Linked DNA regions of Homo sapiens: region 2 is linked to region 1. Evidence: chromatin loops called from intact Hi-C (ENCODE). Cell type or tissue: endothelial cell of umbilical vein. All regions are shown on one strand. Links, peaks and the distances in the headings refer to the core of each region. The heading gives the core; the rest is flanking DNA.

The links. A loop is a pair of places that touch in the nucleus more often than their neighbours do. Peaks named below come from ENCODE experiments on the same cell type or tissue, not always from the same donor. Only the 100,000 strongest peaks of a DNase experiment are listed, where the experiment ranks them.
Region 2: a loop joins it to region 1, with 3 times the contacts of the local background. A loop is called at or near these places in 14 of 110 quality-filtered maps.

What each region holds. Positions count from the first base shown.
Region 1 is chr6:41,940,479-41,943,381 of GRCh38, reverse strand. It overlaps CCND3 (cyclin D3), which reads left to right and starts at 1,574. Exons shown (of 5, transcript NM_001760.5): 1 at 1,574-1,930; 2 at 2,797-2,903. The coding sequence starts at 1,733. RefSeq lists a silencer at 1,426-1,875 and enhancers at 1,392-2,343, 2,386-2,515. In endothelial cell of umbilical vein, for the core only: no CTCF peak of the experiment used is centred there; DNase peaks (open chromatin) are centred at 1,211, 1,461 and 1,771; H3K4me3 peaks cover 1,646 bases; H3K27ac peaks cover 1,406 bases.
Region 2 is chr6:42,027,177-42,030,009 of GRCh38, reverse strand. It overlaps a transcript of CCND3 not described here. Among named protein-coding and RNA genes, the nearest start is that of TAF8, 22 kb to the left of the region's middle. RefSeq lists enhancers at 1,336-1,385, 1,125-1,419, 1,165-1,459, 1,446-1,505, 1,746-1,805. In endothelial cell of umbilical vein, for the core only: no CTCF peak of the experiment used is centred there; a DNase peak (open chromatin) is centred at 1,299; H3K27ac peaks cover 997 bases.

The sequences.
Region 1 (2,903 bases), core at 163-2,662:
AACAGTTTGTGATGATTCCATTTAAAATGTGTGTTTATTCATAGAACAAAGATTAGAAAAATAAACATTGATATATTAAAGGGTTATTTCATGGCAAATTGCAAATGATTATTTCCTTTTTTTGTGGCTTATTTGTATTTTTGAAGTTTTCTACAATGTAAAAGAATATTTTATGATATGAAAACTACAATACAATTTATAATATAAGAAAGAATAATTCGGCCGGGAACGGTGGCTCACGCCTGTAATCCCAGCACTTTTGGAGGCCGAGACCGGCGGATCACGAGGTCAGGGGTTCAAGACTAGCCTGGCCAACATAGTGAAACCCCATCTCTACGAAAAATACAAAAATTAGTCAGGCATGGTGGTGCGTGCCTGTAGTCCCAGCTACTCGGGAATTGCTTGAACCCGGGAGGTGGAGGTTGCAGTGAGCCCAGATCGCACCACTGCACTCCAGCTTGAGCAACAGAGTGAGACTTCGTCTCAAAAAAAAAAAAAAAAAAAAAAAAGAATAATTAACAGAAAATGGTTAGACACTTCCTTAGTGTCTCCTAAGTCAGGAGGACCCCAGTAGGGCAGGGATCCTCATGGCCTCCTCCCATTTGGAGCATTATTGGAGGTCTTTTTCGGCCTCTTCGTCAAGTGGAATCTAGCTTCCGGTAAAACTACAAAGTAACCAAAAGTTTGGGAGGTGGAAGAAATGCAACCGGTAGATCTCACAGAGTCTGTGCAAGAAACTGATTCAATGAGAATCTAGTTTCTCCGTCCACAGTTTCTCCAAACAGAAACTAAGGCCGACTTTAGGGGCTTGTCCAAACCTAGGCAAGCAACTTAACAAGGTGAGGCCATGACTCCATGGCCTTTCCGTTCTGTTATATGCTGACTTAGACTAAAGCTCTCATACTTTAAAGTGCACAGAAATCTAGTTAAAATGCAGATTCTGATTCAGGTTAGGGGTGGGCCTGAGAGTCTGCATTTCTAACCAGCTCCCAGGCGATGACCACGCACGGGACAGGTCTGGGATCACAGTTTAACTAGCAATGGTGTAGAACACAGAATCTGCAGCAAGAAGGCCAGCTTCCCAATCCTAGCTCTGCCACGGACCAACTGAATGACAGTTGCCTCGGTTTCCGAGTTTTCGTGAAGATGTAGTGAGTCATTACATCGTGAGGCTTTCGAGCAGCGTTCACTAAGAACTAGCTCTGACATTATTTATCGCATTCCTTAGAGCAAGCAGCCGGTGAAGTAGGGTTTGACGAATGAATAAGTGAATGAATGACCTTTGGAGAAAAATTGTTTCCTGGGTGACTAGAGTCCGAGAAGCAAAATGGGAGGGCCCGTGGGTGGGTAGGAGGCCCACCTCCTAGAAAGTTCTCTGCACCCGGTGGTCCAGAGGGCCTGGAGTGCCCGGAAGCCGGCCGGCTTGCGCTCAGCGGCCCAATGGGGCCGCGGGAGGGAGGGGAGAGCGCTCAGCCAACCCTTTCCGTCCGGGGCGCCGCAGCCCCGCCCCTCGGAGCGTTGCGACGTCCGAGCATTCCACGGTTGCTACATCGTCGCGAGGGGCGGGGCGCCTGTCAGGGAAGCGGCGCGCGCGCGCGGGCGGCGGGCGGGCTGGGGATCCGCCGCGCAGTGCCAGCGCCAGCGCCAGACCCGCGCCCCGCGCTCTCCGGCCCGTCGCCTGCCTTGGGACTCGCGAGCCCGCACTCCCGCCCTGCCTGTTCGCTGCCCGAGTATGGAGCTGCTGTGTTGCGAAGGCACCCGGCACGCGCCCCGGGCCGGGCCGGACCCGCGGCTGCTGGGGGACCAGCGTGTCCTGCAGAGCCTGCTCCGCCTGGAGGAGCGCTACGTACCCCGCGCCTCCTACTTCCAGTGCGTGCAGCGGGAGATCAAGCCGCACATGCGGAAGATGCTGGCTTACTGGATGCTGGAGGTACCGCCCGGACGCGTCCCCCTCCCCCACCGCTCCCGGGTCTGGACACACCGGGGCCGCCCTGTCGGGACATCCCGGTCCCCACAGCAATCTGCAGGATGCTCCGAGGCTAAGACTCCCGGGGCCTGGCCTTTCACTAGGGCACCCACGCCAGCTGCCTCCCTTGCTTTCCCGAGCCCTAATCGGCTCCTCCCGACAGTGACTGCCAGTCACTTGGCACCCTAACTGTGCCTCTCTTCGGGCCGAGCAAACGGGACCAAGGACACTCTCTCCCCTTCGGCTTCTCACAGCGTCTCCCGCTTCCCTCCGCCTCCCGGCCTTCTCCGGAGAGCGCGCCTGGAAAACCCTGGGCTCGGCCGCCCCCGCCCGGGAGCCGGTTCCTGTGTCTTTCGCGGGGTTCTGGCGGGGAAGGCGATGGGGGTGGCGCGCGCCCTGTTCCGGCCGACAGGGAAATGAAAAGTGCAGGAGGCAGCGGCAGGAGCCTCCTCCCTTCCCCTCGGGTGTGTGCAGTGGTGGCGGTGATGGGGGTGAGGTCCCAGCTCTCTGGCTACCATGGGTGACCCTTGCGTCCCACTTCCCCTCGCTGTGGGGGAGGGGAGTCTCCGTTTGGAATCCTCCGTGAGCAAGGGCTCCTTGGCTTTACCACTCCCCCGTCAAGGGGAGAGGGGAGGAGGCCGCGCAGAGGAAGTGGGGGGCGTCACCTTGGGGAGGGCGCATCCTCCTCCTTTATTGGTCCTTGTCTCTCTAAGTAGCTTACCCTCTCTGCCGTTTTTGCTCCCTATCCCACCTCACTTCAGCGCTCCCACCCCCCCGCTGCTGTGTTCCCCACGCTCCAGACCCAGCAGTGACTGTGCGCCCTCCCCCAGGTATGTGAGGAGCAGCGCTGTGAGGAGGAAGTCTTCCCCCTGGCCATGAACTACCTGGATCGCTACCTGTCTTGCGTCCCCACCCGAAAGGCGCAGTTGCAGCTCCT
Region 2 (2,833 bases), core at 1-2,500, 87 kb before region 1:
GGTGAGTGTTTGCCTCAGGTACATTGGACATCTTTGCCCTTGGTGGGAGAATGGTTGAAATAGGGAGGCATGGTGCATTCCAGAGGCTGCCCATTGTCCTGGCTGTCTGCAGGGAGGGCACCCCCATCCATCCCCAGTGCCCAGTGAGAGGAATTTTTTTTTTTTTTTTTTTGAGACAGAGTTTCACTCTTGTCGCCCAGGCTGGAGTGCAATGTTGTGATCTTGACTCACTGCAACCTCCACCTCCGAGGTTCAAGTGATTCTCTTGCCTCAGCCTCCCAAGTAGCTGGGATTACAGGCATGCACCATCATGCCTGGCTAATTTTGTATTTTCAGTACAGATGGGGTTTCACCAAGTTGGTCAGGCTGGTCTCAAACTCCTGACCTCAGGTGATCTGCTCATCTCGGCCTCCCAAAGTGCTGGGATTACAGGCATGAACCACTGTGCCCGGCCCCAGTGAGAGTATGTGTGGGGGTCTCACTGCCCTCTTAGTCTCTAATTGCTGGCAACCTGGCATGGTGCCACATCACTGTATTTAAATCCCTCCTTTGAGGCTCCCAAGGCCGTCTAATGTCCCACATCTTTAACAAACTACTGGACAGGTGTCCCCTTCTATAGCCACTGCCAGCCAGCAGACTCAATAAATATATGTTAATAATAGCCAGGACTAGCTACATAGTTTGCAGAGCCCTTGTTCAAAAACTATTAAGAATTTCAAGGCTGCGTGCAGTGGCTCATGCCTGTAATCCCAACACTTTAGGAGGCAAAGGCGGGAGGATCTCTTCAGGCCAGGAACTCGAGACCAGCCTGGGCAACATAGTGAGACCCTGTCTCTAAAAAATAATAAAAAAAAAAAAAATTAAAAAATAAAATAGCTGGTGGTGCCTGCTTGTATTCCTAGCTACTCAGCAGGCTGAGGTGAGACAATCACTTGAACTCAGGAGTTCGAGGCTGCAGTGAGCTATGATCATGCCACTGCAATCCTACAGTCTTGGCAACAGAGTGAGACCCTGTCTCTTAGGAAAAAAAAAAAAAAACCGTTTCAAGGTGGTGGTGACAGAGCATTAACCAAGTTTGGGACCCGTCCTGAGCATGGGACCCTGTGTGGCTGCACAGGTCACAAACCTATTTGGCCTTGAAAATAGCGAACACGAACGTGTATTGAACACTTGCTGTGTGCCAGACATTGTGCTGGGCTGGGTGCTTACCACGCATAATCTCATTCCTTCTTCTCAACAGCCCTGTTATCCCTACTGTGCAGATAAGGAAACTGAAGCTTTAGCTGAGTCATCTCCCTTGCTGAGGTCATCCCGCTCCTAAGTGCTAGAGCTGGGAACGGAACCCAGCTCATCTGTCTTTGGAGCCTGAGCTCTTTACCCATGCCTGTGGACAGCTTCAGCCTTCAGTGGCAGGGAGGCTGCTGGCGGAGGGCAGCTGCTTCCCTTGCCACCTTCTGCCATATCATGAGCAGGAAGGAAGATGAGGCAAGAAATAGCAGCCGACAGTGTGGCAACGGTGACCGTGGTGGTAAGGGTGTCCAACCCGGCAGAGGCGATGGGCAGACAAAAATGAGATGGGCACAGGAATTGTCTGAGCTGGAGGCAGCTGATAGATAGCACAGCTGTGCTCTCCACACCTCGCCCAGCATGGCCATCGCCGAACCCACTCCTCTCTCTCCCCTGATGTCACCTCCAGCTCTGCCTCTCTCTTCCTCTTTATGGCCACAGTTTCCTCTCCCCAGCTCTCTCTTCCACTCCTTCCCTGGCCACCCTCCACCAGGGAGGTCATCAGGTCTCCTCTCCAGCTGTGTCCTCCGTATTCCCATGCTTAGCATCATAGTAAGAGCAGCCACGATTTAGTGAGCACCTACCACATGCTAGGCACAGTGCTAGGGACTTTACAAGTTTGTAATCTTCTCTCCACAAACCTGTAAGCAATTTTTACCCCCATTTCATAACGGGCGGCCGGGCGTGGTGTCTCACGCCTGTAATCCCAGCACTTTGGGAGGCCAAGGTGGGCGGATCACCTGAGGTCGGGAGTTTGAGACCAGCCTGACCAACGTGGAAAAACCCCGTCTCTACTAAAAGTACAAAATTAGCCGGGTGTGGTGGCAGGAGCCTGTAATCCCAGCTACTTGGGAGGCTGAGGCAGGAGAATTGCTTGAACCCAGGAGGCGGAGGTTGCCGTGAGCTGAGATTGAGCCATTGCCCTCCAGCCTGGACAACAAGAGCAAAACTCTTGTCTCAAAAACAAACAAACAAACAAACAAAAAAAACTGAGGCTTAGAGAGGCTAAGAGATCTGTCCAGGGTTACACAGCTGGTGAGCAGTGAGGAGGAGATTTGGGCTCTGGTGTTAAGCCCACACACTTTCTGCCCTCCTTACCACCTTCCCCATGGGTTGGGTTGGCCTGAGTACAGTGGTTTCCTGAGCAGGGAAGGAGATACGCAATTGAGAAATGGTCAGTTCGAGGGAGGAATAAATTGGGTATGGTGAGAGAGACATTCACCTCCAACCTCATTTGGCATTAGGTGGGGGTGGAGTCGGGTGTCTTTTTTTTTTTTTTTTTTGAGATGGAGCCTCGCTCTCTCACTCAGGCTGGAGTGCAGTGGCGCGATCTCGGCTCGCTGCAAGCTCTGCCTCCCGCGTTCACGCCATTCTCCTGCCTCAGCCTACCGAGTAGCTGGGACTATAGGCGCCTGCCACCAAGCCTGCCTAATTTTTTTGTATTTTTAGTAGAGATGGGGTTTCACCGTGTTAGCCAGGATGGTCTCGATCCCCTGACCTCGTGATCTGCCCGTCTCGGCCTCCCAAAGTGCTGGGATTACAGGCA